Linked DNA regions of Homo sapiens: region 1 is linked to region 2. A link is a loop called in an ENCODE intact Hi-C map of the cell type or tissue named here. Cell type or tissue: MCF 10A. All regions are shown on one strand. Links, peaks and the distances in the headings refer to the core of each region. The heading gives the core; the rest is flanking DNA. Region 1 has its middle 42 kb from the start of RND3. Region 2 has its middle 15 kb from the start of LINC01920.

Evidence for each region. Peaks named below come from ENCODE experiments on the same cell type or tissue, not always from the same donor. Only the 100,000 strongest peaks of a DNase experiment are listed, where the experiment ranks them.
Region 1: a loop joins it to region 2, with 1.8 times the contacts of the local background. A loop is called at or near these places in 8 of 110 quality-filtered maps.

Annotation. Positions count from the first base shown.
Region 1 is chr2:150,525,502-150,534,142 of GRCh38, forward strand. No RefSeq gene overlaps it. Among named protein-coding and RNA genes, the nearest start is that of RND3, 42 kb to the left of the region's middle. RefSeq lists enhancers at 3,570-3,649, 3,660-3,719. In MCF 10A, for the core only: no CTCF peak of the experiment used is centred there; DNase peaks (open chromatin) are centred at 1,540 and 4,130.
Region 2 is chr2:150,582,597-150,591,237 of GRCh38, forward strand. No RefSeq gene overlaps it. Among named protein-coding and RNA genes, the nearest start is that of LINC01920, 15 kb to the left of the region's middle. RefSeq lists an enhancer at 4,199-4,493. In MCF 10A, for the core only: no CTCF peak of the experiment used is centred there; a DNase peak (open chromatin) is centred at 4,395.

The DNA.
Region 1 (8,641 bases), core at 406-8,405, 57 kb before region 2:
AAAGATTTATTCTGAGCCCAATATGAGTGACCATGACAAAGCCCCTCAGGAGGTCCTGAGAACATGTGCCCAAGGTGGCTGGGGTGCAGCTTTTATACATTTTAGGGAGACATGAGACTTCAATCAAATATACTTAAGAAATACATTGGTTCAGCTGGGTGTGGTGGCTCATGCCTGTAATCCCAGCAGTTTGGGAGGCCGAGGTAGGTGGATCACTTGAGGTCAGGAGTTCAAGACCAGCCTGACCAACATGGTGAAACCCTGTCTCTAGTAAACAAATTTTAAAAAGTTAGCTAGACGTGGTGGCACGTGCTTGTAGTCCCAGCTACTCAGGAGGCTGAGGCAGGAGAAGTGCTTGAACCTGGGAGGCACAGGTTGCAGTGAGCCAAGATCACACCACTGCACTCCAGCCTGGGCGACAGAACAAGACTCCTTTTTTAAAACAAATAAATAAATAAATAGGTTCCGTTCAGAAAGGTGGGACAACTTGAAGCTGGGTGTAAGTTGGGGGTGGAGTGGGGGTTTCCAGCTTACAGGTAGACTTAAAAATTTCCTGGTTGACAATTGGTTGAGTTCACCTAAAGACCTGGGATCAATAGAAAGGAATGTCTAGGTTAAGATAAGAGGTTGTGGAGACCAAAGTTGAATCATGCAGATACAGCCTCCAGGTAGCAGGCTTCAGAGAGGAGAGACTGTAAAATGCTTCTTATGAGACTTAAGGTCTGTGTTGATGTCAATGCTGGAGAGGTGTAATGAGACATGTCCAACTCCCATTTCCCTTCATGGCCTGAAACGGTCTCTCAGGTTAAATTTTAAAAGAGGCCCTGCCAAGGAGAAAGTCTATTCAGATGGTTGAGGGGGCCTTAGAATTTTATTTTTGGTTTACAAATCTTTTTGTTTTGTTTTGCTTGTTTGCTTTCTTATATTTCCTTGAGGAAAAAGGAGTTAGTAGGACTCATGAGCCATGTAACCTGGATGGTTTGTCCTTTTGTATCTTAATAACTCCTTTTAACTACAAAGCTTAAAATAGTCCCTTTAACTGGAGCTAATGGGAATCCTTCACATGGCTTACTGGGCCCAACAACCCAACTCAAAGAATCATTTTTTCTATCTTTCCATTTTGCTTCGTTTATAAAATTTTGCCAGATGATAGTTTTCTGGGTAATTTCCTTGCTGTCCAATCCTCTCAGATTATTTAAAGTTAAGCAGTGTAGCTGGATGCAAAACTCTAGCTTTTATTATGTGTATAGAAGATAAATGTTATTGTTGTCTGTTTGGGATACTTGTACATTGTTTTCAAAGGGACAGGTCATATCCAAATCAATTGAAAAAAATAAACTTTCTAGGAGACAGTGTTCAGATGAAGGTCACTTTATGCTTGGGATTGAACAGCAAAGCAGTTGAAATTTGAAGTATACTGTTTTTTTCTCCCCTTTTGGTAACCATGGGAATAGCAGAGTGACTTATATACAAAGCTTGTGGGAAGGAATAACCTTGGAAATTCTTCTACTGAAGAATGATTTAAACCTTCTTGTGACACATGAATCACTGGGTGGTGCTTTCTGTCAACATTCTTTGCTCTTCTGAACCAGAAAAGCCAGTATCTGCCTGGTTACTGGTGGTGCCACTGCTGCTGGGAAACAGAACTGTGACAGTGGAATTCTTCTGAAATCATTTTGAAATAAGTTGCATGCATTTAGCAAATCCTATATAATATTTTCATCACAGGTATCTTTTGGACATATTATTGATATTCTGCACTATAAAAAATGACATTTTGAACAACTTAATTTTTATTTTTAACTCAGAGAAAGGAAAAATATTTCAATAAATTATTTTAACACCAGAACAATATCTACGTATTGTATGTGATGGAATATTATATTTCTTTCAGTTAATTTTAATTCATTATCTTCAGTTTGCATCTCCTACAGAAGATATATATATATATATACTTATTTCTTTTTTTAATTCAAGTGATTTGAAGTGTTCTTCTTTTCTTTTGTGGAAACTATTGCTTTGTACTATACCTTTTCTTCAAAAACAAGATTAAATGTAAAAATATATTAAAGCTGTTCTAGAGATTATTAAATTAGGTCTCTGTAATAGTTTTTGCCTATTAAATAGGAAGATAAGGGTCTGAGAAAACTATGGCTAGATCATGCAGTCAAACTAATTTTTTAATTTTCTTATCTGAACATTTTATCAAAAATCATTTTGTATTTTGTTTGCTGGCTGTCATTCTTTGCATAAGAACTTGCACATCACTCTTCAGATTACATTTATTGACACAACTTCACTATAAATCATTCCCTGACAATTCCACAAGCACAGTGGCTCACACCTGTAATCCCAGAACTTTGGAAGGCCAAGGTGGGAGGAATACTTGAGGCCAGGAGTTCTGGACCAGTCTGGGCAACATAGCGAGATTCTGTCTCCACCAAAAACAAACAAAAAACAAAAATAACTTTAAAAATATTTTATACATTAATAGGTTATATTAGCTTTTCCTTCACTGGCTCTTCTATTTTTATCATTCCTTCACCAGCTTCTTTTTTGCTAAAATGCTAATACGTGTTCATCTAAGACAGCATGTTAAATGTCTAAACTCAGAGGGTACCTTTAACCCCACTTTCCCCATGCCCAGGGGCATAGCACATCATCACCTTGTGCTATGATAATCAGGCATAGGAAATCTCCTAATACACATACACACACACACACACACACACACACACACACGTAGAGAGAACATGAGCGTGTTGAATTAAGCAAACTAGGAGAGAGTAGTTTATATATATGTATTATATAATATTTTATATATGCGTACATATATAAATATATACATATATATCATACATACATACATTATATATACACATACATATATACCATATATAAATATGTTTTATATTATATATATATAGAGAGAGAGAGAGAGCTAAAGAGAGAGCTAATAACTGGCTTTAGTCTTTTGCACTTAGATGTGTCTTATTTCGTTCTCATGTCCAATCTCCTTTAGCCTGAGAAACGTTTTGGCTTGTCTCTTTTGCCCACTCTTACCCATTCAGCACATTTACATGCATGAGCTGGAGCTACTCGACTTTGGGACCCAGATCCTAGGACCTCACATGTAATCAGGATGTGAATGCAGACATTCATTGCTATTGATTCATCTAGATAATCTTCCATTGTCACTAGTCAGTCATTGCAAACACCACTGGATTTTATCAATCCACTTTGCCTGTGAATATGGAATACTGGAAAAAGTTTCTACCACCCAAACAAATTTTAAATTGGCCTTGCTTGTTTGCACCACTCACATCAAACTGTAAGAACATCTGCAGTACCTACAAGACTGTGATTTCCTAGAAGAGACAACCATTGATGCATCAGTTTGTTGCCCTGTGCTTTGATCAGTGCACAGTGTATTACATATGCCCAGTAACTGACAAATGAAGAGCTTCCTCTCCCCTATCTGGTTTGATAAAAAACCCTGTTTCTGTAATCACTTGGAAACCACTGTGAGCTTATAACAGGAAGTCTCTAACTTCTACCGATTCTATTACAGAAATCACTTCTGGGGTTATGTGAAACAGAAACCCATAAACCATCTATGGAGATGAAGTCACCACAGTGCTGTGTTGGACTTCGTCCTGTGAGTGTGGGGTAGGGAACTGTCTTCTAGGAGCAGGTGGTCATGGTATAGTGTGGGAGGGAAGAAGACAAGAGAAAGAAGACAGTTTTCTGGTACCTGATGTGGCTTTGTCAAAATTCCAAAATAGATCAAGTTCATTTGGGATATTCTTTCACATTTTATTTATTTTTTATTACTGGCAATTGTCTCTCAAATCATGCTGTGCTTACTTGCTCCCCACTCCCACTCCCTACCTCCACAATGCCTTTTTTCTGTTCTATACTTTCACCATAAAATCTCCGCAGGGGTGGGTGATGAGAAAGGCTAAAAGCAGCAGCTGATTTTAATGAGAATGACAGCAGCCTTGACTAAACTAATATCCACTAAGGTTTGAATGACTAATAGCATTATTATTCCTCTGTTATTTGCATTTTGAAGTCTTGCCCCAGAGCGAATTATACCAGTTCCTGCTTTCACAAGTTCCTTTCTCCACGTTTATACTCCACATCCAGTGTTTAGAACTGAAAGAGTTGCCACACATCTAAATATTCCTCACAATGTCTGTTCTGAATCAGCATTTTTGCATAAAGGTGAATGTGGGTTCTGTGGAAACAGGGAATTCTGTGAGCCTGAAACTCTGATGAATGGCTTTATGTTTAGAAGTCAGCAATGCTGGTATGTGGGAAAATGTTGCTGTTCAGATCTTTTTGGTCTCCATTTCATCGTCTTTGCAGCTTAAAAAATAATCCAGTGAAAATCTTTGATGGGGAATGTAGCCTCAAACAAGTTTTCTTTATTCTTTTGTGATTCTAGAAACTTGATTATATCAATTAGGAAGGCTTTAAGTTTCTTGAGTGTCTCTAGGGAGTTTCATGTTTTACTCTTTGGTAATTCCTATAAAATTATGAGTGTGAACAAGCTTCAGACATCAGAAATCATTGCCAGCCTCCTTGAAGGGTCCAAAAGAAAATAATGTTCTTTAGGTAAATAATATGTGATGTAAAAGGAATATATGAACTGCAATGGTATTGTCTTACCTTATTCTCCTTTATAAATAATATATAAATTCATATTACATATATAGTGTATATGTTACATGCACACGAATTTACATGTAGAATTAGATATAGCTGAGCAAATACACAAAACAAATACATATTTGTTGTATATATTTATATTTTATATGTGTATGTATGTGTGTATATATGTATAAAATGCTACATAGACAAAAATATTATTTCTGAAGTATAATGATCATGTTAACATTAAAAGTTTGAATGTAAATTAATCTCCAGCCCTGTAACCAACTCCAACTCCCAACTCCTCTTCTCAAAAAGGAGCTATGCTGGGAAAAGCTAAACAGCTGTATGATTGAGAACATCCCCCACTCCCTCCTGCCCTCAGCCATGCACTTTTAATCATTTTTTTGTTTGTTTGTTTTTGTTTTCTTTTGATGGAGTCTCGCTCTGTCTCCCAGGCTGGAGTACAGTGGTGCGATCTCGGCTCACTGCAAACTCTACCTCCCAGGTTCACCCCATTCTCCCGCCTCAGCCTCCCGAGTAGCTGGGACTACAGGTGCCCGCCACCACACCCGGCTAATTTTGTTTTTGTATTTTTAGTAGAGATGGGGTTTCACTGTATTAGCCAAGATGGTCTTGATCTTCTGACCTTGTGATCTGCCTGCCTTGGCCTCCCAAAGTGCTGGGATTACAGGCATGAGCCACCGCACTTGGCCTTAATCAATTTTAAAATAAGACTGTAGTATGAGTTAGTGTATTGTCTTGTTGACACAGTCTTTCTTGTTCAACTGGCATCCCTTTGAGGTCTGAAACAGCAGACTTTTTTCTATAAAAGTGTTCCTTAGTGTTATTTTTAATGTTTTCATTTGGTCAACAAATATTTATCAAGGACCTACTTTGTGCAGATACCAAGATGAGGAAGACATCCCTGTCGTCTTCAGTGAGCTCTGTGTCTAGAGAGAGAAGTATTGTCTTCTATTATATTATGTGCATAGAACTATGTATTATGACTATATGTTCATGTTTACAGATTTAGGATTTTTCTGTAAAAGGTATTTATATTTAGATGTATTGAAATGTAAGATAAGTACATTTCTAGATCTTGAACCAAATTTTTTAGAAAGTCACTGTAAAGATAAATAAAAAAGTGTGTTTATCCTGTGAAGAAAAAAACAAAAATGTGCATTTTTCTGACAATGATTGGTGAGTTTCCAAATATCTATAGCCTAAGTTATTAAAGTTAAATAGTAAAACAATATATCTTTATAAATTCTTGTGTAACTTTGACTTTATAACTATGTTATTGATCAAATGTGTTTTCCCTTTTCTAGGGAAAAAAAGGCCTTTAAAAATCTCATATAGCTTATTGATGATCAAGTGCCTTGTAGAAAGTAACGTTTTGATGAAGAAAGTGAGAATAAATCAGGAACATATGGATTTCATTTATCTCCAAATGTACAGACTTTTTAAGAGGTTCTGAGGGAAATTCCTGGCAAAATGCTCCTGATTTAGAGTATAAAACATATCTGAAAAATACACAAAAAGGTGGGCAACAGAAAAATTTAATATATGGAGTCTGCAACACATTGAATTTCTTTCTCACTCAAATATGTCTAGGACTATTCTGGAAACACACAGCCACATCCTGGAGTGACTCGTCCTTGCTAAAACTTCAATTCTGTGTTAAATGTGTGGACTGGTTCAAAAGGCAGCCGGTTATACACTCTTACAAATAAGAATAAGCCTTCTTGACCAATAACCAGTGAGGTACAATCAACTGTGGATCTCCAGCTAAAACCTAACTCCTTTGTCACTTTCCTTGTTACCCTGAATAATGTAGGATTTCCAACATGTGACTTGGAAAACCCCTTACTAGTGGCTGGGGTTGGTGGGGGGTGGTAGAAATGGAGCATGTGTGCACACGTGTGTGTGTAAAACAGCGAGCGACATATTTTTAGAAATAGGGCACTTGCATCTCAATAATGCATTCTCATACCAATTTTCTGATGTAGTTGCATAATTTCACTTACATGTGCAGTGTTACTCAATTGTATACCTCATTAACATGTTATGATAGTCTTCCTGAGAGGTAGGCATGCACATCTTAGCCATTGGAAGGGGATAAGGAGGAGATGAGGGCACCTTCTCCCTCTCACGTAGAGACAGTGGCATTGTTTGTGAGGTTTCTCTCCTCCCTGCTCTGCTCCTTTTCACCTGTAGCCCGTGTAGGAGTGATTCCAAGCTCTCTGAAAGAGCAGTGAGTCTGTGTATACGTTACATGCACACAAATTTACATGCAGAGTTCCTCAAAGCAGAATAGTTCCACGGTGCTCTTGTAAGCCTCCATGGAACCAAAGTGCATCATCCTTCTTTCCTCCATCTCCTTCAAGGCAGGAGGAGGACACTGAGCAGCCTCAGGGATGGATGGATGACTGGAGGAGATGATTCAAAAATAAGACTCAAAAGAGGGCAGTGGCACATGATAGGTGGTCCTCAAGCTTGATTACCTGGAGGACCAGGTAATCAGAAGGTGGCCCAAAGCATGAGGCCCCTGCCTTACGTTCCCCATAGCCTCCAAGTATTTGATGCTATAGCATTGTGCCCAGAGATGACTCCAGTGGTCTTAAAATTGAACCTGAGCCTGGGGCAGAATAGAAATTGCAATCTCTGACATCACTGTCTCCGTGATGCTTGTGAGCAAACTACCTCTTTCTCTGCATGTGGCTCCTCTGAGATCCAGGCTTCCCTGGAGTCCATGAGGTGCAGAGCACCTCCATGACCACGAAGAACAGATGAACTCTTTTCCACATTCTAGTGGAAAGCTCTCTGTTCAGTCTTCACTTGGGTGAGTATTTTTCTTTAGTAAGTACAGTCAGATCTTCTTGAATCATAACTTAACATTTTTGTAATAATGCCAGGAATTAATCACTTTCTATTGCTCACATCTTGATTATACATTCTTTCTTCAGAACACTGTAAGATATCTGATCTTAAATAACAAGGTTTTGGAATTTACAAAACATTTGTTTCATTCTTTTCTCACTCAAAAATAGAGAGGCCTGATTCTTGCATTGGCTGCATAAAGAGGCTAGCACCACAGTCTTAAAGGTACAGGTGGGAGGAAAGCAAAACTTTGCATCCCACCCACAGACCTGGATTTTTATTCATCCCAGCTTCCATTCCAGTAGAGGGGGCAATGGTGTCCAAGTCCCTGGAGACTAGCAGAAGACCATGGTAGATAGATGCCAGAGCTTCATCACCACCATATCAATGGGATCACCATGAGCACCTGGCAGTCAGGCTTCCCATCCCAAATGCTCTAGGACATAGGGATCCATGTATGGCCAGGGAATTCCTGGGCTTGAGCTTCTGGCACCACTGTCCATTGCATCCTAGGGTGATTTTCGCCCAGTTCTCCCTAGTCATCAGCCCCAGGAATGTCTGCAGAGGAATAAACTCCTGGCCTTGGAACAGCATGGTCTCCCAGTCTTGTAAAGAGGGCAAAGTTAGAAGGACTACCAGCTTCCCAGCTGTGAGATTCTAGACAGGCCTGTCACATCTCCTGTCACTTCTCCACCCCTTTCTCTATCAATGGCTCACAACATTTTTTGAACATGCCCTGTGGAAATTTTGGCCTAGCACAAATACAAACACAAATACTGACCACATATTGTAAACACCAGAATAATAGTTTCAGAAAACATTCCTTACCTTTTTTTTTTTTTGGTGGGGTGGGTGGGAGATGGCATCTCACTCTGTCCCCAGGCTGGAGTGCAGTGGCACGATCTCGGCTCGCTGCAACCTCCACCTCCTGGGTTCAAGCAATTCTCCTGCCTCAGCCTCTTGAGTAGCTGGGATTACAGGCATCCGCCACCACCCTCGGCTGATTTTTTTATTTTTAGTAGAGACGGGGTTTCACCATGTTGGTCAGGCTGGTCTCAAACTCCTGACCTCGTGATCCGCCCGCCTTGGCCTCCCAAAGTGC
Region 2 (8,641 bases), core at 338-8,337:
GCAGTTACTTAATGAGGTACATGGTAATATATTTGGTACAGACTACTTTGCCTACGTAACTACTCAGGTGTAACTGTTTTCCTCGTCTAATAAGAACTTCTACTCTTCAGATCCAGGCATTTCAGATCAATGTTGTCTTCTGTTTTCCAGAAAGCTAACATATAATTCAAGGAATCTCTGTTATTTATTTATTATAATACTCTTATCATTTGGAGGTGTATTTGGAAAACTACATCTCTTTCCCTTTGGTACAGCTTGGTTTAGATTACAGAAGTATGTGGGAGCATGAGAAAAACAACCCCATTAGAAAGTGGGCAAAGGGCATGAACAGACATTTCTCAAAAGAAGACATACATGTGGCCAACAAGCATAGGAATAAAGCTCAATATCACTGATCATTAGAGAAATGCAAATCAAAACCACAATGAGATACCATCTCTCACCAGTCGGAATAGCTCTTATTAAGAAGTCAAAAAATAACAGATGCTGGAAAGGTAGTGGAGAAAATGGAACACTTATACACAGTTGGTGGGAGTGTAAATTGGTTCAACCATTGTGGAAAACAGTATGGTGATTCCTCAAAGAGATAGAAGCAGAACTGCCATTCAACCTAGCAATCCCATTACTTGATATGTGCCCAGAGGAATATAAATTGTTCTACCATAAAGACACATGCATGTGAATGTTCACTGCAGCACTATTCATGATAGCAAAGATATGGAATCCACCTAAATGCCCATCAATGACAGATTGGATTAAAAAATGTGGCACATATACACCATGGAATATTATGCACCCATAAAAGAGAACGAGATCATATCTTTTGCTGGAACATGAATGGAGCTGGAGGCTATTATCCTTAGCAAACTAACACAAGAACACAAAACCAAAACTGCATGTTCTCACTTATAAGTGGGAGCTAAATGATAAGAACTCATGGACACAAAAAAGGAAACAACAGACACTCAGATCTACTTGAGAGGGGAGGGTGGAGGAGGGGGAGCAGCAGAAAAGATACTATTGGGTACTAGGCTTAACACCTGAGTGATGAAATAATCTGTATAAAAAACCCCCAGGACATATGTTGACCTATGTAACACACCTTTATATGCACCCTCAAACCTAAAATAAAAGTTAAAAAAAGGAATTTACTATAGTTAAATTATATAGCATGTTTCACACAACCTTCATCTTCATCTCCTTGCTTCTAATTTTTTTTTTTTTTTTTTTTTGAGACGGAGTCTTGCTCTGTCGCCCAGGCTGGAGTGCAGTGGTGCAATCTCAGCTCACTGCAAGCTCCACCCCTGGGTTCATGCCATTCTTCTGCCTCAGCCTCCCAAGTAGCTGGGACTACAGGCACATGCAGCCATGCCCGACTAATTTTTTTTTTTTTTTTTGTATTTTCAGTAGAGACGGGGGTTTCACCGTGTTAGCCAGGATGGTGTCGATCTCCTGACCTCATGATCTGCCTGCCTTGGCCTCCCAAAGTGCTGGGATTACAGGCGTGAGCCACTGCACCCAGCCTACTTCTGATATAATTTTGTGAGGAGTTGGGGAGGCATTATTTTCACATTTGACAAATGAGAAGTGTGAATTGACAAACGCTGAAGTGGGTGGGGAGAGCCTGGAGAATTGGGTGGCCTCAATCCTCACCTGGGCCTTTCCCCATGAATCATGAACCGCTGCCTTCAGTTCTCACATCAACTGCCTAGGGAAATATGACTATGTTCATTCCGCCTCTATGAGAAACTGTTCAGGAGGCACAAGGCAAGTGACTCCCTTCACAAGTGAGGGACTCTTCAATAAGAAAAGATATATATGATAAAAGTCACATCTCATTTAAGTATTCATGGATGCTTTGCATGTTCAAGGAGGTTTTCCAGGCACTGGGAATGGAGTAAAGAGTAAACAGGTGCAATTTCAGGCCTGAAAGAAATCAGAAGCTTGTAGGAAAATAGGCAATGAATTCAAAATTATACCAATAATCACATAATGAAAAGTATTTGGGGATTCTTTCAAAGACAGGCACAGATTTTATGAGGCCCAGATTTTACGAGTAAGTATCTGAAATCAAATCTACGTCACCAGGGGAAAACTCCTTGAAGATATGATATTTAATTTGAAACCTGAAGGCCAGCAAGTTGGAATAGGGCATTTTAGACAGCACATGTAAAAGCTCTGCAAGAAAGAAAGTGGCACTTTGAAAATGCTGGAGGAAGATCAGTATGTTGACAGCATGGTCAACAGGGGTGTAGGTCATGCCTACCTTCAGAGCTAGTCCCAGGCCAGTTCATAGAGCCTTGTGGGTTTGCTAAAAATTTTGGATATTTCCAAAGTGAAATGGGAAGGTACTAAACAGTTTTATGTAGAGGATTAATATGCTCTAACTTCTCATAGTAAACAGTCACTTTAGCTGCTCATTATAGAGAAGGATAAAAGTTGAAAGAAGAATTAGGGAGCTCAAACTAGAAATGTAATAGATAACTGGTTGATATGGTTTGGGTCTGTGTCCCCATCCAAATCTCACCTTGAATTGTAATAATCCCCAGGTGTCAAGGGCTGGACCAGGTGGAGATAATTGAACCATGGGGGTGGTTCCCCCATACTGCTCTCGTGATAGTGAGTGAGTTCTCACGAGATCTGATGGTTTTGTAAGGGGCTTTCCCGTTTGCTGGGCACTCATTCTCTCTCCTGCCACCCTGTGAAGAGGTGTCTTCTGCTATGATTATAAGTTTCTTGAGACCTCCCCAGCCATGTGGAACTGAGACAATTAGACAACTTTTTTCTTTATAAATCACCCAGTCTTGGGCAGTTATTTATAGCAGCGTGAGAAGAGACCAACATACTGGTAGATTCTTTCTTCTTTTTCCTGGATGACTTAATCTTATTTTGCTAACTTTCATAATCTGAGATCTCAGATACCTTGCCACATAAATAGCTATTTTATTCTTTATCTGAAGTTGATTTCTTATTAATGTTATTACTCTAGAAAGTGTAAGCACCTTCCTTATATATGTGATTTATGCAGAGACATTTTGGTTATTAGAGATGATATTAGGAAAATATCCATTTTCCAGGATTTTTGGTTAACAAATGCAATGTAGGACTCACATTTTTGTAGGGTTCACAATTACCTCCACCACATTTCTCAAGAGACTCTCTGGTAACTTTCATTCCAGATCAGTGACAAAGATGACAGAAATTTTTGCTATTGTAGCTCATTTACACACAAGATGAAACAAGCGGGACAGATGTTCCTAAAAAGAATGAAGTGCAATTTAAGAAAATAACTCTCTTTGAACTTTGAAAATGACATGGAGGAAATTTGGATTCTGATTTCAAGAGGTAGAATTTGTGAAGAGTAATGATTTTACAACATCCCACCCCACTCCCTTCTTCCTGGTTGAACTGATGGATGCTCCAACCTACAGCATTTGTACTGATTCTACATTGATCTTTTTCTGCATTGGGCCTGACTTAAGGGAATCTGACAGCACTGGGCCAAAAAACCAGTAACATTTATTAGGCCCTTGGTTACTGAACAAGCACAGAGACAAAGAAAAACTTAACTGAAGATTGTGTTTATACATTTGACACGTGTCAGGTAAGATATTTGGTTCACATGCAATAAAAATGAAATGTAGATTTCTCTGGAACTCGTGACTTACAGGACTTACTCAAATGGGCATTAAAAAGGTGCAACATGACTGCTTTTCTCTATAAAGGAAGGATATTTAAATTGAGACAGTGGAGAAATGCACATTATACAGGTACATCTTCCGTCTAGAAAAGAATTCTTGCCTTTTTTCTTTTATTGGCACAGACAGAGAAGAGAAGAGAAGCGGTGTGTCCATTTGTTTGCTTTCCAAATGTTTAAATGTCACTCAAGAGAAAGTTTTTCCCATATTTCTATGAGACTCGTCTTATCACCAGAATTCAAGTCTACAATCTCTTATACACAATTCCAAAATTGAAAATTCTGAAACTGTAAATGTTTTTGCAATTTTGGCTCCAAAGCTCTTTGAGTGGCAAAATCTGCCTTAATCTGATGTGAGGCTATTTATAGACTTTATTCTACTAAGAATATTTATTTCACTGTATAAATTTTAATATATTTATTGTGTGGTGCACCCTCAGGCCTGTATATGCAGAATATTTAGAATATACACTGTATTTCCTTTCTAACATCTAAAATATTTTGAATTTTCATCTAAGAGTTTTGGATAAAGGAATGTGAACCTATGCCACAGAGAAAAGAAAATTCAGTTCATTGAGCCTGATTACCTCCAAGCTCCTATCACTGTGGGCAAGGGTTGAAAGACTTGTCATATTGGGAAATGAAGTCCTTGTCCAAATGACCCGATGAATCACTTCCTTCCTTTTTGGCCAGTCTGGTCTGTTCATGGGTCACCGAAGACAAGAGTCAAAGAATCACTGTGTTTTAGAACAGACGTGCTGATCTAAATTTTAGATTCTAAAATATGCTCTGTTGACTAAGCTGCATTGCCTGGTAACAAAGACAATCACAATGAGGATTCATTCATTCCATAAATATTTACTGAGCACCTATTATGAAATGTCAAACATGTTGTAACAGAAAAAGAACCTAGATACAACTCAGGAGCCCTGGGTTCAAATTGGTTTAGCCATCTAACTCCTGTATAAAGTTTGGCAAGTCATTTAACTTCTCTTTCTCTCTAGATATTTATGATAATTAAATTTAATAATATACTCAAAAGATTTGTACATTTTATTGAGCTTCTGTGCTAAATGCCTTATATGTACCATATAAAGAATTATTATGTGCAGAGAATAAGATTGGTGGGCATACTAGGATGGGTAAAACACCCACTCTCAAAGAGCAAACTGATAGAGGAGTAACATATGCACCTACAGAACTATGCCAGGCTTTTATTTTTTTTTTTAATCACTGATAGGCAGCACCAAAATAATTTTGGAAGATAAGCTGCTCTAAGTCCTTGCAAGAAAAATATGGACGGGGGAAGGGAGAAAGAAGCATCTGAAAGGAATTTCATCTAAAACAGCTGCCTTGCTAAGTCCCTGTTTCAAATTGCCTGTTAGCTGATCTGACTTAAGACTTTTTTTTGTAATCAAGAAACAAAATCTGTGGGGTTTGCTAGTTCAATTCATTTGCACATTTCTCACAGCTACATATGGCAGGACTGGAATGATCAAATTTCCTTCAGCTTTATCATAAATCAGAGAGATTCCAATGTGTCCTTCACAGCTTTAAGTTTTCAAAACCATCACGACTAATGAAATATTTATTCTGAGACCTACAGCCACTTGCATGGAGTCACGTTCCTTAGAGGAGAGACTTTGACAAAAAGCCCATCAAAAAAGCAGCTGGGGGCCCCCGACCCTGGCCGCACTACCATTCTCCACTTTTGGCCTTTGCATCTGCCACCTTCAGGTTACCAAATGGCATCTCTCATAAACTGTAAGCACAGGCATTTTGCTCAACCCGACAGCTTTCAGTTGGAAACTAATCAAACTTTAAGGATTCGACTTAAGAGCAGGAAAAGGCTTTCTCAAGGTTTTATTACTTTGTAAAATGTATTAGGTTACAAATCAAGTTAATTTTAAAAGAGAACCTAGTTATTTTTTACTAGATGGTTTAAAAGTTTTCACTGTTATATAAAGCCAAACAACCAAAATCAGATAAATTTCCCTACAAATTGGCTGTTGGCCAAGTGTTTGCAGAAAAACTAGGATGAACCCATTTGCTGCAACAGCAACAATGACGCAAATGATGAAGAGGCTGGGCTGACACAGAAATGTAGTCCTTCCTCGTTGAGATTGTTGACCGAACATAGAAAAGCATTTACAAACAACCTAGGGAGATTTCTACCATGCTCCTTTGCAATGTTTCTTTGCTATTCTTCCCATCAAGAAGTGAAATCCATTTCTCCTTCTCTTATCTGATCTGTCTATATGGCCAGCTTTCACCAACAGAATGGGACAAGAGTGGCAGTGCCAGTTCTGGCCAGGTTTTAAGGGTTCTTACAACTTTTGCTTTTGCTCTCTTGCAACACCGACTGAGACTGCCATGTAAAGGGAGCTGGCCCAGCCCCCCTGAGGACAAGAGCCCATTGCAAAGAGAGCCTATGTGCCCCAGCCAGCAAGACGAGTGAAGCCATCTTGTTCCTTCTGGCCAGGATAACATTCTAGCTAAATGCAACCATACAGGTAAGCCCAGGTGAAACCAGCAGAAAAGTCAGCCAATCACCTCACAACATTATGAGAAATAAATTATTGTGGTTTATGCTTCTATGTTTTAGGGACACCTGCATTCTGGTTTTGACCTTGCCACGAATTAGTTGTTGACAAGGTATTTGATTCTATGTACTTTATCTCACATCTCAAAGGTGGAAACGTGAACTACATAAAAACTAATGTCCCTTCTTGTTTCTGTGTTATGGAAACTTGCCCCAAATCTGCAAACTTCAATCCATCCTTGATAGCAGAAAGCTGTAAAGGTTCACTAAGAATAACCAGGTTGGGAGCAGTGGCTCACGCTTGTAATCCCAGCATTTTGGGAGGCTGAGGTGGGTGGATCACGAGGTTAGGAGTTCAAGACTAGCCTGGCCAAGATGGTGAAACCCCATCTCCACTAAAAAAAAATAAAAATAAAAAAAATTAGCTGGGCATGGTGGCAGGCACCTGTAATCCCAGCTACTCTGGAACTCCAGAGGCTGAGGGAGGAGAATCGCTTGAACCCAGGCGGCAGAGGTTGCAGTGTGCTGAGATCGCACCACTGCACTCCAGCTTGGGTGGCAGAGTGAGAATCCGTCTCAAAAAAAATAAAAGAGAGAGAGAGAATAACCAGCAAGAAAAATCTTAGATAATGGTGGCTCCTGTTGTGGTGGGATAACAAGCATCTCAAAAAACATGCTGGCAAACACATAAAGTAATTGTTACATGCATCATTGAAATGTAAATTAGAAATTCGTGCTTTTGGGAAAAGTAAAGGGCTTGGGTAGATAAAGTATAGAAGAAATAGATTCTGTTTGAACAAGAATTGTTCTGCTTTGTTTTCTATCATTGTGGTTGAAGAGCATTTTGCAAATGAGTGTGGGTAGTTGGCTGTTACCATGGGTCAGGTGCATACAGTACGCACAAGTCAACTGTCAGGAGCCAAAATGAGTCCATCTGCTCCCTTTAAAAATCTTATCCAGTTATTCATTCCTGCTTTTTTATGCACCAACAACATTATCTCTTGCATATACTCTGCATAATTGGTGATTTCTGATTGCCTGCTGAAATTCTATCTTGATGCTGGTCGTAATCATTGCCTGATGGGAACATTTCATTCTTCAGCATGTGTAGTCATAATTATTTTAGATTCCTATGTAAAGTTAATCCACCCTGAAGGGGAATCCCTGGATGTCACCACAGAGGTAACATCTAACATTTCTGCTATTTTACTTTGTCTGATCTTTGTTGAATAAGTAATCATCTTCTGTTTACAAAACTAGCCTAGTAAAATTGAAAGTATTATGTGAAGCATAATGTGTGTCTTTGGCAGATAAATACACCTAGTTATTGATATGTGCTGAATATCGTTATTAAAAAAATAGAGTTACACTGAATGAATGAAATATGCACTGGGTAATGTATTTCATTCTTTCTTAAATTGCCTAGAAAGGCTAAGTTAAACAAGGAAGTATTAGCAGTTGCCTTCCTTGGTACTTTCCTCAGATTTTTCTTACCTGCCGTGACTGTTACCAAGTAATGCTGAATGGAAAATCTGTGACACTTTCTATAATAAGACAATTTTGACACCAACATAACATATAAACTCAAAGATATTTCTAGTCTCAAATACCTGCTGCTATGGCAACTTCCAAAGAACTCACTTTTCAAAATATTTGGATATACTGAGAGCATGTTAAAAATTTATTGACTTTTCCAAAACTCTCTGATTTGAATTAAGACCTATTTTTATCTACCTGTTAAAAATTATTTCTGTTCATTATAATTTTTGTCAACTAGTTTTAGAGGTTAAACCCTAGGAGATAAGAAACCAAATAGATCAGGATTTCAAGAAGTAAAACATGAAATGATTGAAAATTACAGGTATATTGATGTATGTATGATGTTTGTATGTATTCTGATGCAATTAAGGCCAGCGTTGTTTGGTGTTCTCTGTTGGAAGTCATGCCCAATGGATGTAAACTGTAGGATACTATATTACGGTTTTTGGGTTTTTTTTTTTTTTTTTTGAAGATTAAATATTGATCCTGTGGCTTTCTCTCAGCAAATATAGGCCAGTTTTGGGAAGTAACAACAGGTGTAGAAATTACAAGGGAATACTCTGTTCACATCTGCACATCATCACGTTTGAATGGTGTTGGGCAGTATTAATTGCTGGAACGAACGGTCTGTTTTGCTGCAGTTCAAATGTTCATCTTTGTTGAATAAAACTTGGTCTTCAAGGAAAGCCTGGCCTCTCAGGACATTTATATTTCCATTATACTAATTGGAGGTCAGTATAAACCTGACAACAAAATGAAAAGTGCAAAATCCACAAGTGAGCTCAAACTCACAGGGCAGATTCTGGGCTCAGCTACCCCATTCTTCATTCTATATATCTGGCTAAAACTCTTAGAGCCAGAGC